Linked DNA regions of Mus musculus: region 2 is linked to region 1. A link is a loop called in an ENCODE intact Hi-C map of the cell type or tissue named here. Cell type or tissue: left cerebral cortex. All regions are shown on one strand. Links, peaks and the distances in the headings refer to the core of each region. The heading gives the core; the rest is flanking DNA.

Region 1 (6,742 bases), core at 1,850-4,349:
ATCCCACATTTTAGTGTGTGTTAATTAGTCCTTCCTTTAGTGCCACTACTATAACAAAATACCCAAGACAATTGGTTGCAAAGGTACAAATGATTTTACTGGCTCACAGTTTTGGAAGTCTCGGTCCATGCTTGGTCAGCTCTGTTGCTGTTTGTGTTTGTGGTGAGGTTGCATGTCTGTCACGGCAGGGAGAGCACGTTGGGGCTGTAGGCTACTTACCTCATGTCATCCAGGGAGCAAAGAGGAAGGTGGGCGCTAATATTTCCTTCAAGTCTATACTCGAAAGGACTTAGCTTCTTCCCATTAGACCTTAAGGGTTCTACAGTTTTTCAGTAGCACTGTGGGTGGTAACTGTGCCTCGAATACATGGGACTTAGTGGGACCTTTAAGATTTAAACTGCACAGGGTTAAAGCCAGAAAGGGTGTGTTAGGAGGCAAGCTTGCTGGTTTTTTTTTTTGTTTGTTTGTTTGTTTTGTTTGTTTGTTTTTTTTTGTTTTTTTGTGTGCAGTATTAATAATCCTCAAATTGTAGTAGCTCACAACTTCTGTTAGCATTTTGTCTAAACTCCACCCCACAGTTACCTGGCAAGAGCCAGGTATGCTCCTGCCCACAGCCAGGTTTGCTCCTGCCCACATTTACCTTCCAACAGACAGGTAGGCCTGACCCACTATAAAAGGGGTTGTTTGCCCCCTCCTCCCTCTCTTGATCTCTTGTTTCTGTCTTGCTCTTGCTCCCCCCTTTCCCACTCCCTTCCCTTGCCCCTCTCTCCATGTGCTCAAGGTCATGGCCGGCCTCTACTTCTCTACTCTCTGCTTCTCTCTGCCTTTCTCTGCTTCTACTACTCTCTTAACTCCCCTCCCCATGCCCCGAATACACTCTATTCTATACTGTACCATCATATGACTGGTCCCTCAGGGGGAAAGAATGCTTCCACATGGGACCGCCGAGGCACCCCCTTCCTCCCATACCTCACCCTCACCCCATAGAACATATCTTTATCTTTTGTAAACACATCCACTTCAATAGTGCATTTCATGCTCACTCTCTGAGGCACAAAGGGGTCAGCTGTAGATGCACTCTTGTTGACTCGACTTCCGAACCCAGATGGGCAGAGGAGATCCTATGGGGAAAGATACCCTAGAAAGAAGGAAAAGAAAGGTTAGAGGCTAATTCCCAGCTTTTTGCCAGCAAGCAGCAAGTCCTACTGTTATCTTCATTGAACGTGGTAAGGATATGGAGCAAACCCTGTGTCACTGGAGGTGAGGATCACAGTTCCCCTTCGTAAGGGACAATGAATGATGTCAAAGCACAAGAGAGCTTTACAGCTCAATAGGCAAGAAGACTTTATTCAAGGTCACTGTAGTAGGGAAGGGAGAGACCAAACCATGTTCTGAACCCTGCTGACACAAGGGTACCAGCATCTTCAAAAGCTGGGGTGAAGTCCAGACCATTGGTGTTCGCTAATTGTCAGCACACAAGGGAACACTAAAGTTTATCACATCTTCAGGATAAGGGGTAGTCTGAAAATGTATAGGAGGATGCTCACCAATGTTAGGCTCTGCCCCACCTGAAGAGTCAGAAAGACTGGCTCTTGTCTGCCTTGATTTTATGTAGGCACCTGAGTCCCCTGAGAAGCTCCCAGGTTGTCAAAGTAGCATGAGTCTGGCTGCGATTTACATCTGAAAGGAGTGGAGAGGTAGCACGAATAATGGCACACTTTGTAAATCAAGTGGTTGAAAAAGACCCAGTGACTGGAGAAGACTTCCTGAAATCAGTCCCTATTAGAGTGGCTGGTGTTGTGTGTCAACTTGACACAGGCTGGAGTTACCACAGAGAAAGGAGTCTCCCTTGAGGAAATGCTTCCATGAGATCCAGATGAAAGGCATTTTCTCAATTAGTGATCAAGGGGGAAGAGGGCCCATTGTGGGTGGTGCCACCCATGGGCTGGTAGTCCTGTGTTCTATAAGAAAGCAAGCTGAGCAAGCCAGGGGAAGCAAGCCAGTAAGCAGCACCCCTCCATGGCCTCAGCATCAGCTCCTGCTTGAGTTCTAGTCCTGACTTCCTTTGGTGATGAACAGCAGTGTGGAAGTGTAAGCTGAATAAACCCTTTCCTCCCCAGCTTGCTTCTTGGTCATGATGTTTGTGCAGGAATAGAAACCCTGACTAAGACACATAGTGTTAGCTTGGTCAGTGTATCTGAACAGAGGTGTGGTCTATTAGGATAGGTTGGTGGCTGTAGGTTTGTATGTGTGGTCTATCCCATGGTAAGTTTGTGTGTGTGTGCACATGTGCTAATGCCTGTCCTTTGCTTGATTTCATGCAAAGGTCATGGGTGTTCCCTGCCTTCAGCAGAGAAACAGTGCTTCAAAAATGCTTTGTGGATCATAGAATTGATGGGAGACTCAAGAACCTGACTGGAGACACATATAGATATGTTTGTCCTCACCCCTTGTACTGTGGAGGGATGGCTCCAACTTAGGTTTCTGTGATGGGAGGTGACAGGGTGAGTTCCATCAAGACCGAATGTAACTAGAGATAACCACTACCCACTCAACCTAAGGGGCAAACACAAAACAATAAACCATGCAAGAATATCAAACCTCTAATGTCTACTGTGTGACGTCAGGCCTGTAGAATGCAACCTTATGGAGGTTCCTGCAGCCGTATACTCTTCTCCTTGCCGTTTCTTCTATGGTGCCCTTTGAGGACTAACAATCAGCTGGACATTTATGACTTTTGTTTCTGGCTGGGACTCCTCGGTACACTGGTACAGTATAGCAGATGTTTTTGAGTTTCAGCCATATTTGGTCAGTTTCTCATTAGATCTTTATACAAATTTAGAGGGAGAAGAGCCTTTGGGGAATCTCTTGGGCTGATCGGTTAGACATATAAAAACTGCTCAGGGATATTATAGATTTCCCACCTTGTTTCCTTAAAGGGAACAGCAGTTCTCAGTCCTTGAAGCTGTAAGCGTGGGGCCCAGACCCCTGCTACTCGCTGCTCTGAGTCCCTGGCTTCCCATCTGGAATTCCTTTTGCATGTGTTCGGGTGCTTTGGAGGAGACATCTACTGGCGATGTTTGAGGAGTTCACTGCCCTGGTCCGTGGTTCACCCCTAGCAGCTATTCAGAGGCAGCCTCTGAATGTGCTTCTTCCCCGCCTTCCAGTTATTTCTCTACAGCAGTTGCAATCCCAGCATTTGCTCGGGAGGAAGGAAGGACACACACAAGTCTATTTTTGAATTGGCTTCTGGGAGCTGCAAAGTGCCACATGCTCTGGCTCCAGCTTTCCTGATAGCCCGAGGATCTCCCATGTGACTCATCTGGCCTAAATCAAACAGTGCCGGAAGAGGCCGAATCTTGTGCAGAACAGATTGGAGCATTATCTGCCAGGCCGCTGGGTCATTGACTGAGCTGTGGTGCTCCGTAAAGTGTGCACCATCTTGAAGAGAGGTTTATGAGACAGTCTTTACTGTGTCCTCATACTAATGCTGCATTAATCATGCTGAAATGTGCAAGTACCCAAGTGTTTTGTGAATAGGTAATTAATTAAAACGTTATATGCAAGTGTCGTGCAATATGTGAGAAATTTTTATGGAAATCGTTAACATTTCCATGAAAATTTCTTTGGGCCTATTTATAAATACATGCCCAAAGATGTGATATCTCTAGTATATAAATAAACTCTGTGTGTGTGTGTGTGTGTGTGTATATGTGTGTGTGTGTACATAAAGTTTTTAAGGGTGATTTTACTGATGTGGACTTAGATTATAAAGCTGAAAGTTAATACTAAAAATTTTCCAATTGTCATTAGAAGTTAACACCATTTATTTTCAGTTTTAAAGAATAACTGTCATACAAAAATTGAACAAATCAAAAAGTTTTATTGGCAGTAATATTGTGTTTCTGAAACTCTAGTTGCCTTGGTTACTCTTGGAATATTAAAATAATCTGGGCCTCTAGGCTGTGAGAGCTAGCCTTTATTTATTTTGGGTCTGTGGTGGTTCTAATGAAGACCTTGTGGGGCTGGCAGAGAGGAAATGTGTGTGCTGTCTAGAAGTAAAGATGGCTAAAGCAGGTGGCATTTTGGGTAATTACTGTGGCCCTGAAAGGAAATGGCATCATTAATACAGAGAATCATATCAGTAGTACAAGGGTATTTTTCCCCGAGATTTTCCGGAATACAAAGTCACATTCTTCAACATTTCTCTCTCTCTCTCTCTCTCTCTCTCTCTCTCTCTCTCTCTCTCTCTCTCTCTCTCTCTCCCTCCCTCCCTTCCTCTTGATGTCTGGCATCTTTATTGCTCTCTCTATATATATATTTTTAATTATTAAGACAGAGTCTCCTGGACTAGGGTTCACCAGCTTTGCAAGATGACCTGGATAGTGAATACTAGTGAGCATCCAGCTTCCCGAATGTTTGGGATTGTGTGCACCTGCCACTGGGCCCAAGTGTTTGTTTGTGTGCACTTGCCAATGTGTGCAAGTGTTGCATGCATTTAAGGGATCTGAATTCAGTCCGTCTTGTTTGCTTAGCAAGCAGTCTAGCCACTGAACCATGTCCTCAGCCACAACACTTGCTCCAAATCACTGTCTCACCAGAAACTGTACCTCGAGCCCATGAATCCAGCATACATATGCATGTTTCTCTAACATTGCACTCCAGCTGGGAACTCGGTCACAGAGATAGCCATCATGGGACGCAGCGTGGCCTTGGTGAAAGGAAAACACTTCTGAATCTCCACCAAGTCTCACTTGCCTGTTTGTGAGGTGCTGTTGTAAGGAGCACCGAGGAGGACTGCAGCCTGGCCTGGAATCACAATTTCAGGCTGGAAGGGAACCTGAGTTAACCAGCTGAGCTCAGCCCATGCTTTGCAGACCAAATTCCACCTGGGAATGTGATGCCTATTTTAGCATTTTTCCTTCCATTCTACTTTAAAATGAGACAAACCGCACTTCCTCGTGCAAACTGCAGTCCTTGATTTAAATAACAGAACAGTAGAAAAGCTGTTTAGTAGTTGTCTTGGTAGAATGACAAGAAATAATAGAATTGCCCAATGACTTGGAATTACAGATGCTAAAGCCTGTAATTCAGCCGCGAGCTTCAGCAGGGCGTTTTTAATCCGGACATGTCTGCTGCTGCTCTTCCTAGAACACGTGAGGGCACGTTCGTCCAGACAGGGCGTAGAGGGCGGGGCTCCCCAAACTCACCTGTTCTGCTTATTTAGCACATTCATTGGTTTGAAACCATTGCCTGTTGTTGAAGACTGGGAAGATAGCTACGAAGCAAAATTAGAATTTTCTTACAATAAAACTAGAACTACTTGGTTTACATTTTGAGGTGTTTCCACTTGCTTTATTCCGGGATCATCACATAGTGATTCTAATAAATTAGGTGTTTAATTGGTTAGCAGTTCATGCATGCAACCTGCCTGCTGTATCTGAACTGTCCGCCGATCATTGACCCTCAATTGCATCTCCAGATGAAGAAGGAATCGTCACCATCTCATAGGTAAAGACACTGAGAGTCGTGGAAAATTTTTGTGTCCCCCTTCAGGAAGCACAGTTGCTAAGTGGTGGTGCTAGGGTTGAACCTGGGCTGCTGCCTCTCGACGGGGGAGGGGAGCAGCAGACCCTCGGTGGAGAAGAGCATCTTGCTCCTGTGGTTCAGCCTACTTACATTTTCTTCCCCTTGCCTAAAAATAAAGTCACTTCCCGTGATCCCGATAGCAAACACTTCCTGCAGGGGCAGCGAGGCAGCCAAGGAATTTTCTTAAGTTTGCCGATCTCCCTGAAGTTTAAATATGGTAGGAAAGTTAATTGTTTTAAATGCTAGGACTGGAGAAAAGCTGACGAGGTAAGGAAAGCCGTAGGCCTCAGATTGATAAAAAGCCCCAGTGGAACTGTGGGAGGGACTCTGAACTGCATAGGAGGAGACTGAAGATGGGGAAGCAGAGAGCCCGTTTAGCTGCATGCCCAATAGGGGCAGCAAGAGGTGGAGATGCACGTTTAAATGACTGATCAGCAAGTGACAGCAAAGGACACCTTGATGTAGCTCAGGAAGGTGGTGGGGAGCTATCAATCTCCAGGGTAGAAAGGGTTCATTAAGTGATTCATCCTGTAGAACACACACAGGCCTCTGAGTTTGTATTGAAATTATTTTTAAAAATGAAAGATTTAATCTCAGATAAGGATGGTAGGGAGGACTTGAAGTACATTCAGATATTGATTAATGGACTACCTTTTTTATGAAGAAACACCATAATTAGATGGTTTTAGCAGAGACATCAAAATAACTGCTTTAGCGTCAGATATTACAAGAAGCGCTCAGATGTCAACTTAATGAGTAGTTACTTTAGTATTATGGAACTTTGGAAAGAGAGGTAGCAGGCATCCAATGTCATGGAAATGTCACCTGCATCACACCAATGAAAAATAGTTACGTCCTAAAGAATACGTCCTTTGAAAAATTAATACATATAGGTTCAAAGAAAAGAAATCATTTAATTCATGGATGATAGTGGCTTCTTCTTCTTCTTTTTTTTTTTTTTTCTCGAGACAGGGTTTCTCTGTGTAGCCCTGGCTGTCCTGGAACTCACTCTGTAGACCAGGCTGGCCTCGAACTAAGAAATTCACCTGCCTCTGCCTCCCAAGTGCTGGGATTAAAGGCATGTGCCACCATGCCCAGCTGATAGTAGCTTTTCTCACATTCCCACTATCCTTGTCTTTCTTATACATTGCCA
Region 2 (6,742 bases), core at 1,559-4,058, 78 kb before region 1:
TATTATAGTTTTACAACATTTTCTTCTGAAATTCTCATAAATGACCTATTTTAGTAATGACGCAGTCGATTTATGATCGGTACTGTCTTTCCTTTGTTTATCTGGAAACTCTGACTAGATACCCAAACATCGCAGGATGTGAAATTGCTCTGCTCTGCCTGGCAAGCCATAGGGAGAGGGAGAACAGCTTAATTGTTGTGTAGCAACGCTGTTGTCTCTCCCTGTCTCCTGCCTCCCAGGGTCTCAGGAGGGGAGAGAGGAAGCTGTGAGCTGTGTTTCTGTTGTTCTGTGGATTTCTTGGGTGGTGATTTGAATGGATTTCAGAGTGTTAGATGTTTCTAGCTTTGACTTTGCTCTAACCTGGCTTTCCTTGGCTCAGTCTCCTCATCTCAGAAATGAGATGTTATCCATCTTCTTTTTGTAGAATCTCCTTAGAGTGCTGCTCTGAGGAGCAAATGAGAAGATGGGTAGGAAAGTGCTTTTCCACTCTGCAGATTACCACCGACACTCCCACTACTCATTTGTGTATAAAGGCTCTACTTAGCTATGGATACTAAGAATATTCTAGAAAATAGGATATTTCTCCAATAAAACAGTGTACAAAGGCATAATGACTCTCTCTCTCTCTCTCTTTCTTTTTTTTACCTGAAGTGAAATACCCCCACTCCAGCATGTGTTCTTGTGTTCTTGTGCATGTGGAGGCCAGAGGACACTTTGGGATGTTGTTCGTCAAATTCCATCTACCTTTTGTTTGAGACAGAGTCTATCATTGGCCCGGAACTTGCCCAGTAGGCTAAGCTGGCTGGTTATCAGAGTCCTAGGGATCGGCTTGTGTCTTGACTCTGCTTCCTTAGCAGAGATGCTGAGATTAGGAGCACTGGCCATCATGTCCAGCTTTAAGAATAATTAGCTCTGGAAATCGAAACCCAGGACCCGTGCATGCATTTTAAGGCTGGAATCAATCTCCAGCCTTTAAAAAATGTCCCTGTCAATTCGATGCATCTAGGAAACAATTGCTGGGTTTTACTGGGTTCTGCTTTTAAAAAAGCACAATTCCTTGTTTTGGAGTGTCATATGGTGTCATTACCAGGAATTTAAACTTGAGTGAGAGAGAAAAAAAGAGTGCAAAAAGCTTTAGAGAAGTGGAGTCGTCGTATCTAGCACCCTACTTAGGAACCTGGACTTCTACAGTATAGACAGCCCTCAGTCCTGCAGTTGCACATAAAGTTGAGAACAGGGTGGAAGCAGAGGGGGAATGTTTTGTTGGGAAGAACTCCACCTGTCTAGAACAATAAAAATAACCTCTGATGAGCAAGCTTTGGTGTTCGAGAAGGAGATCTGGATTTGAAGTGATGGTTGTATGTGGGGACTTGACAGAAGAGGCCAACACTGTTCTCAGAAAGGAACAAGTCCCGCATAGTGCCCCCAAGGAGACAGTAGGCTGGTGCGACTGGTGTGGGAGACCACAACTGGGGTCTGTGTGGCTCTGGTAACTATTGGGGCCACCTTTAGTCTGGGTCAGGGACTCACACTGCATTGCCCCAAATGTCAACACAGGGCTACTCTTATCTTGGAAATCAGCCCTAGCTGGTCTAGACATCGTGGGTCAAATACTCCAGACTGATGTGAATTGAACGGTGTATCAATGCATTATCTGAAAAACCATAAAGTGTATTTAAGCAAAGAAGTTTGGATCCTGGGGCAAATTCAAAATGTACACACTCGAAAGAAGTTTTTTAATGAAAACCTCGGTGGACAACGAAGGAGGTCTTCACTGTGGAACACAGGTGAGGGCAGCTGATGTTGCTTCTTACTGGGGTGGGAAAAGGGCGAGTCTTGAACATCGAAGAGCCCACTTTGTGTTAATGGAATGGATTTTAGGACTTATATCCTGCAGGGCTGCGTCTTGGAGCCATGGAAAGGGAGTTCGCATCAAACACAAATCTCTTTATAAAGCAGGCTTTTTAATGGTTGCTGGTTGAATAAAGTTGTAGTGTTGGACCTACTAAGTTCATAGTTGAGGAAGCTTGGAACAAACTGGAGCATCAGTTTGAGCGTGTTGGGAGGCAGTAAATGAAGTCTGGAACCTATGTACCCTGCTGAGGAAGGACAAGCAACCGCCTGTTTAGTCTGCGTGAGACTTTCTGCCATAGGGGTGTTTTATTCCTGCAAACAAGACCAACCAGGTTTCTGTCCACTCTCACACTGAGAAAGCTGCCAATGTTGCAATTTAGAGGAATCAGATCATCGCTAGCAACGCCCTCCATGGGGCCTGTTCTCGCTCCGCGGTAGCCTTTCTGCCAGATCTCCCTAGGCTCCAGGCTGAAGGGATTCCCACCCCCAGCAGCCTCCCGCGAGCCCCGCGGAGCCGTGGACTCCTCCCCTGGAAACTCCTCCGGGGCTGAGGAAGGCTTTGGCGCATGCTCCGTACCTAGGGCAGGTTTTTTTGCTGCGGGTAGCAGGGCTCCTGTCACACCGGCTGGCGGGTTGTGGCGGTGCCAGCCCGCGTGAGCGAGTGTGTGCGCGTTGCCTGCGCCTGGGCGGGCGGACCCGGAGCAGTAGTGCGATTTGCCCGGGAGGCGGCTCCGCAGAGGCGTCTTGCTCGCCGCCGCCGAGGGGCGGCTTTGCAAACTTGCGGCGGGCTCTCGGCGCCCAGGGACCCGTGGGCAAAGGTGCCGGGCGCGGTGCACGCGGAGGGCTGGGGCTGCGGGACCGGGCCGAGCCTTCGCCCTTGGCCCGCGCCCTGGTGAGCCTCATGCAGCTCCTGTGCTCGCCACCGCAGCTGCCCCGGGAAGGTCCGGGACACGAACCCCGCACCGCAGCGCCTGAGCGTCTACCGACCGGCGGCGGGATGCTCCGTGTCGCCTGAGAGCGCCGCGTCCAGGTACAAGAGGAGCCGGCTGGAGCCCGGCGCCCCAGGGATCGAGAGGAGCCCCACGCCACAGCCGCCGGCGCCGGCGCCCGTCTTCTCGGCTCCGCTCGTAGGCCCCGGCTCTGCCAACCCCGGAGTGCGGCGGGGCAGCCAGACAGCCGTTCTCTTCGGCGGCAGGGGCATGGAGGAGCGGCGGGCTCCGAGCCGCGCCCCGGAGTCCCCGAAACTTCCGAGCAGGCGCCCGATCGCGCCGCTGGCGCCGCAGCCACCTCACCTGCCGGCCTGAGAACGGGACCATGGATGAAAGGTTCAACAAGTGGCTGCTGACGCCGGTGCTCACTCTCCTCTTCGTGGTCATCATGTACCAGTACGTGTCCCCTTCCTGCACCAGCTCATGCACCAACTTCGGGGAGCAGCTCCGCTCCGGGGAGGCCCGCCCGCCCGCTGTCCCGAGTCCTGCCCGACGGGCACAAGCACCCCTTGATGAGTGGGAGCGGCGGCCCCAGCTGCCACCGCCACCCCGGGGACCGCCCGAGGGGTCTCGTGGGGTCGCGGCTCCCGAGGATGAGGATGAGGATCCCGGGGACCCGGAGGAGGAGGAGGAGGAAGAAGAGGAGGAGCCGGACCCCGAGGCGCCCGAAAACGGCTCCCTGCCCCGGTTCGTGCCTCGATTCAACTTCACCCTCAAGGACCTGACCCGCTTCGTGGACTTCAACATCAAAGGGCGGGATGTGATCGTGTTCCTGCACATCCAGAAGACCGGGGGCACCACGTTCGGCCGGCACCTGGTGAAGAACATTCGTCTGGAGCAGCCATGCAGCTGCAAAGCTGGCCAGAAAAAGTGCACCTGCCACCGGCCGGGCAAGAAGGAGACCTGGCTCTTCTCCCGCTTCTCCACCGGCTGGAGCTGCGGGCTGCATGCCGACTGGACCGAGCTCACCAACTGCGTGCCGGCCATCATGGAGAAGAAGGATTGTCCCCGCAACCACAGCCACACCAGGTACTGTCCCGCGTCTGTTGGTTTCCTGAACCCCACTCCCTTCCCCCAAGTCCTGACCCCGCCAGTCCCGCGTCGCGCTCCCTTAGCTGTTTGGCAGTGGCTTTCCAAAGGGTGGGCAGCGAATTTGGGTGAAGGGTGAGAAACCGCTGGATACCCACCGGGGGGGGGGGGTGTCTTGAGTTGGTTTCTTTCCCATGCTTCACTGTTTCTTGCCACCCCCTGTCACCTTCAGCCATGTCCACGGCCATCCTGATGTGCATTCTGCACAGTGCCTAGCATTGTGTGATGAGGTATTTGGAGCAGACACTAAAGAACAGCTATGGAATAACCAGGGTGTCGAGGGAGAGAGGTCGAGTCTTGAACTTAAATTATGTGGTGGAAATCCAAAGAATAGGGGATCCGGGAGTGCAGACATAGTTTTTCAGGAATGGTGAGGCTGGAGCATAATGTCCTTCTAAGTGGCTCTTGGATGGCTGCTTGCCAGCTTAGAGAACAATCCTCTTGATGCCGCTTTGAAGATCTACACGTGCAAAATCGTGCTCCACTGTGATAACCCTAATTCTGGAGATGGTCCTTGTTGCTGGGCAATGCCAGGATTTGGACTCATGCTGTTCTTCGTAAGACTGCCTGCCTCTTTCCCCCTTAAGCCATTCCAACAGTTTATTTAAACATTATTTGTTAAATGCCTACTGTGTGCCTGGGTATGTGTTGAGTGGATACAAAGATCTAATGAGCGAGAGGAAAGCTAGCCGGTTAAAACAGTACTGCTGTTGAGGATTGAGAAAGTTTGAAGTCTCTGCTGCCAATGCAGCTGCTTACATTATTGTCCTTTCAGAGAATCATGGGCTTAAGAACATGGTTGGTCGCTCATTCTGCCCATTGCCATCTGGAGATTAATCTGACATGCTCAAGGGAATAAAATATTAAAAGATCAGAACACTAGTTTTATTGAAGTTTTTATCTCAAAGGTTTCAAACAATTTGGTGTAAGGGAATAGGAATTGAAACAGTCAGCTCAATATGTTGATGTCAGATAGCTTTCTGCATTGGACATCAGTGAAAAGCTTCATTTACTGCCCAGATTCTGCCCAGGTTCTGAATTTTGTCACGATTGCGGCATCTAATTCTACTTCATTTCCCTGAGAACGAGCAGACTTTCATTATAGGAATCTTTTTGCCTTTTACTCTGGCAGGTTTTTAAATGCTTTATCTCCCAGCTACTACCGTCTGTGTTTGATAGAAATTGGTGAGAATAAGAAGCTGATAGTCTTTCTCCCTTAGTGTGCTTGAAGGGGTTTACACCTGTAAATATTTTAATAGTACACTGAGTACACTGTTTTAAAACCCACCATTGTGTTTTAGCTTAAAACTTCTAAGTTAAGTATTGCATTCAACCTCCCCACGGCATTGCACGTGACTTCGGTGAGATTGTCTCTGCTCTACATCACTCCATGGAGTGGCCTTTGATTTAGATGTTAGACATTCCTGGTTGATCCCAAAGAGTTTGGGAGCCTGTTTCATTTTGTCCATTGTAGTAAATAAAACTGGAATCTTTCATTAGCACATCAAAACCCCTGGTGACCTTCAATGAGTGTCAGTATTAAAAAAAAACAAAACAAAAACAAATAGAGCAACGTCTTAGTGAGTAAATGAAGATTTACACGTATTAAGGAGGATGGGAATTGTGTAGTAGTTGGGTTTTGGATGGGTGGGGAGGGTCCTGCTGTTGAGGCCTGGTGTAGGCCACAAGCTTTGAGTCTTCTTCTCTAGGAGCTGTGCACTCTCTTTGCACTCTCTGACACAGGAAAATCTCACCTTGACTATTTAAACATGTGGTTTCTATCTAAAGCAACTATTGTTCTCAGTTTACCCATGGCTCATCAACGTCCATTTCGTTTTGCTCCACAAGTCACGAGGTCATCATCACTCATGGGCTTGCTTTGCTTTGCTTTCCATTTTGTGGTGTTTTGTGTCACGTTGTGTAACCTTCTTTCTTCCCAACTTGTCTTTTTTTCCCCAGCGAGTCTCAATTACTTTCCTTCCACATACTGTAGGAAGGAATAGCTGTGATATATGTGAAGTGCCCTGCTTCAAAAGCTATAGGGAAAGAATTGAAGAGACATTAATAGTAGCATCTCGCTAGCAGAGAAGATTGAATTAGTTGTCTGTCATTGTAATGTCTGTGTACAGCATTCTACAGTCAACAAGATTAGCCTGGATAATGCAGGGTACATTTCCACAATGCAAAATGGCAGATAATCTATTGCTACATAATGGGAACAAGGTTCTACTTCAAATAGGGCTGACTCTAAGCAAAATTGCGGAGGAACGCCTGTTGGTTTTATTTCCCTGGGCGCTCTGCTTCTGGTCCCCTCTTGGCAGCTCCTCCCCCTGTCTCTTAAGGATCAATGCCCTTGTGGATGGGTAAATGTAAGACTCTGGAGTTGGAAGAAAGTGGATCTCGAGTGTTCTCCGTACTAGGAGTAAGTTACACTCTTCCTGAGTCTGAGTTGCACATTCTCTCCTACTTTGTAACAGAAGTAACACTTAGAATGTCCCATATAGCTGTTATGACAACTAAATAACTAATCTATAGTATGCATAACATAGTATGTATTTATAGCACAATATGCTGGTATATAGTACTTAATTTTTAATACCTGTGTATATGGTAATTGGGTAGTGACAGCAGAGGGAGGGGTGCTTGGACTAGAGCCAGAAAGGGAGAGCAGACTCCGAGGGAACATGGGGAACTAAAGGACACATCATATGGATTTCATAGGCCCAGGAAGGGGCAAGATCCTGGGGTGGCTCAAAGGTGAATGTGACACAGACAATGGTTGGGACTGGATAGGAAACCAATGGGAAGAT

What was found. Hi-C counts contacts between places; a loop is a spot of excess contacts. Peaks named below come from ENCODE experiments on the same cell type or tissue, not always from the same donor. Only the 100,000 strongest peaks of a DNase experiment are listed, where the experiment ranks them.
Region 2: it touches region 1 in a loop (2.9-fold over the local background); 2 of 42 quality-filtered maps call a loop at or near these places.

What each region holds. Positions count from the first base shown.
Region 1 is chr14:119,212,767-119,219,508 of GRCm38, forward strand. All of the region lies in intron 1 of Hs6st3 (heparan sulfate 6-O-sulfotransferase 3), which reads left to right. Among named protein-coding and RNA genes, the nearest start is that of Hs6st3, 78 kb to the left of the region's middle. In left cerebral cortex, for the core only: no CTCF peak of the experiment used is centred there; a DNase peak (open chromatin) is centred at 3,269; H3K27ac peaks cover 760 bases.
Region 2 is chr14:119,135,247-119,141,988 of GRCm38, forward strand. Hs6st3 (heparan sulfate 6-O-sulfotransferase 3) reads left to right here and starts at 3,019. Exons shown (of 2, transcript NM_015820.3): 1 at 3,019-3,872. The coding sequence starts at 3,169. In left cerebral cortex, for the core only: a CTCF peak has its summit at 2,569; DNase peaks (open chromatin) are centred at 2,450, 3,166 and 3,656; H3K4me3 peaks cover 2,168 bases; H3K27ac peaks cover 1,848 bases.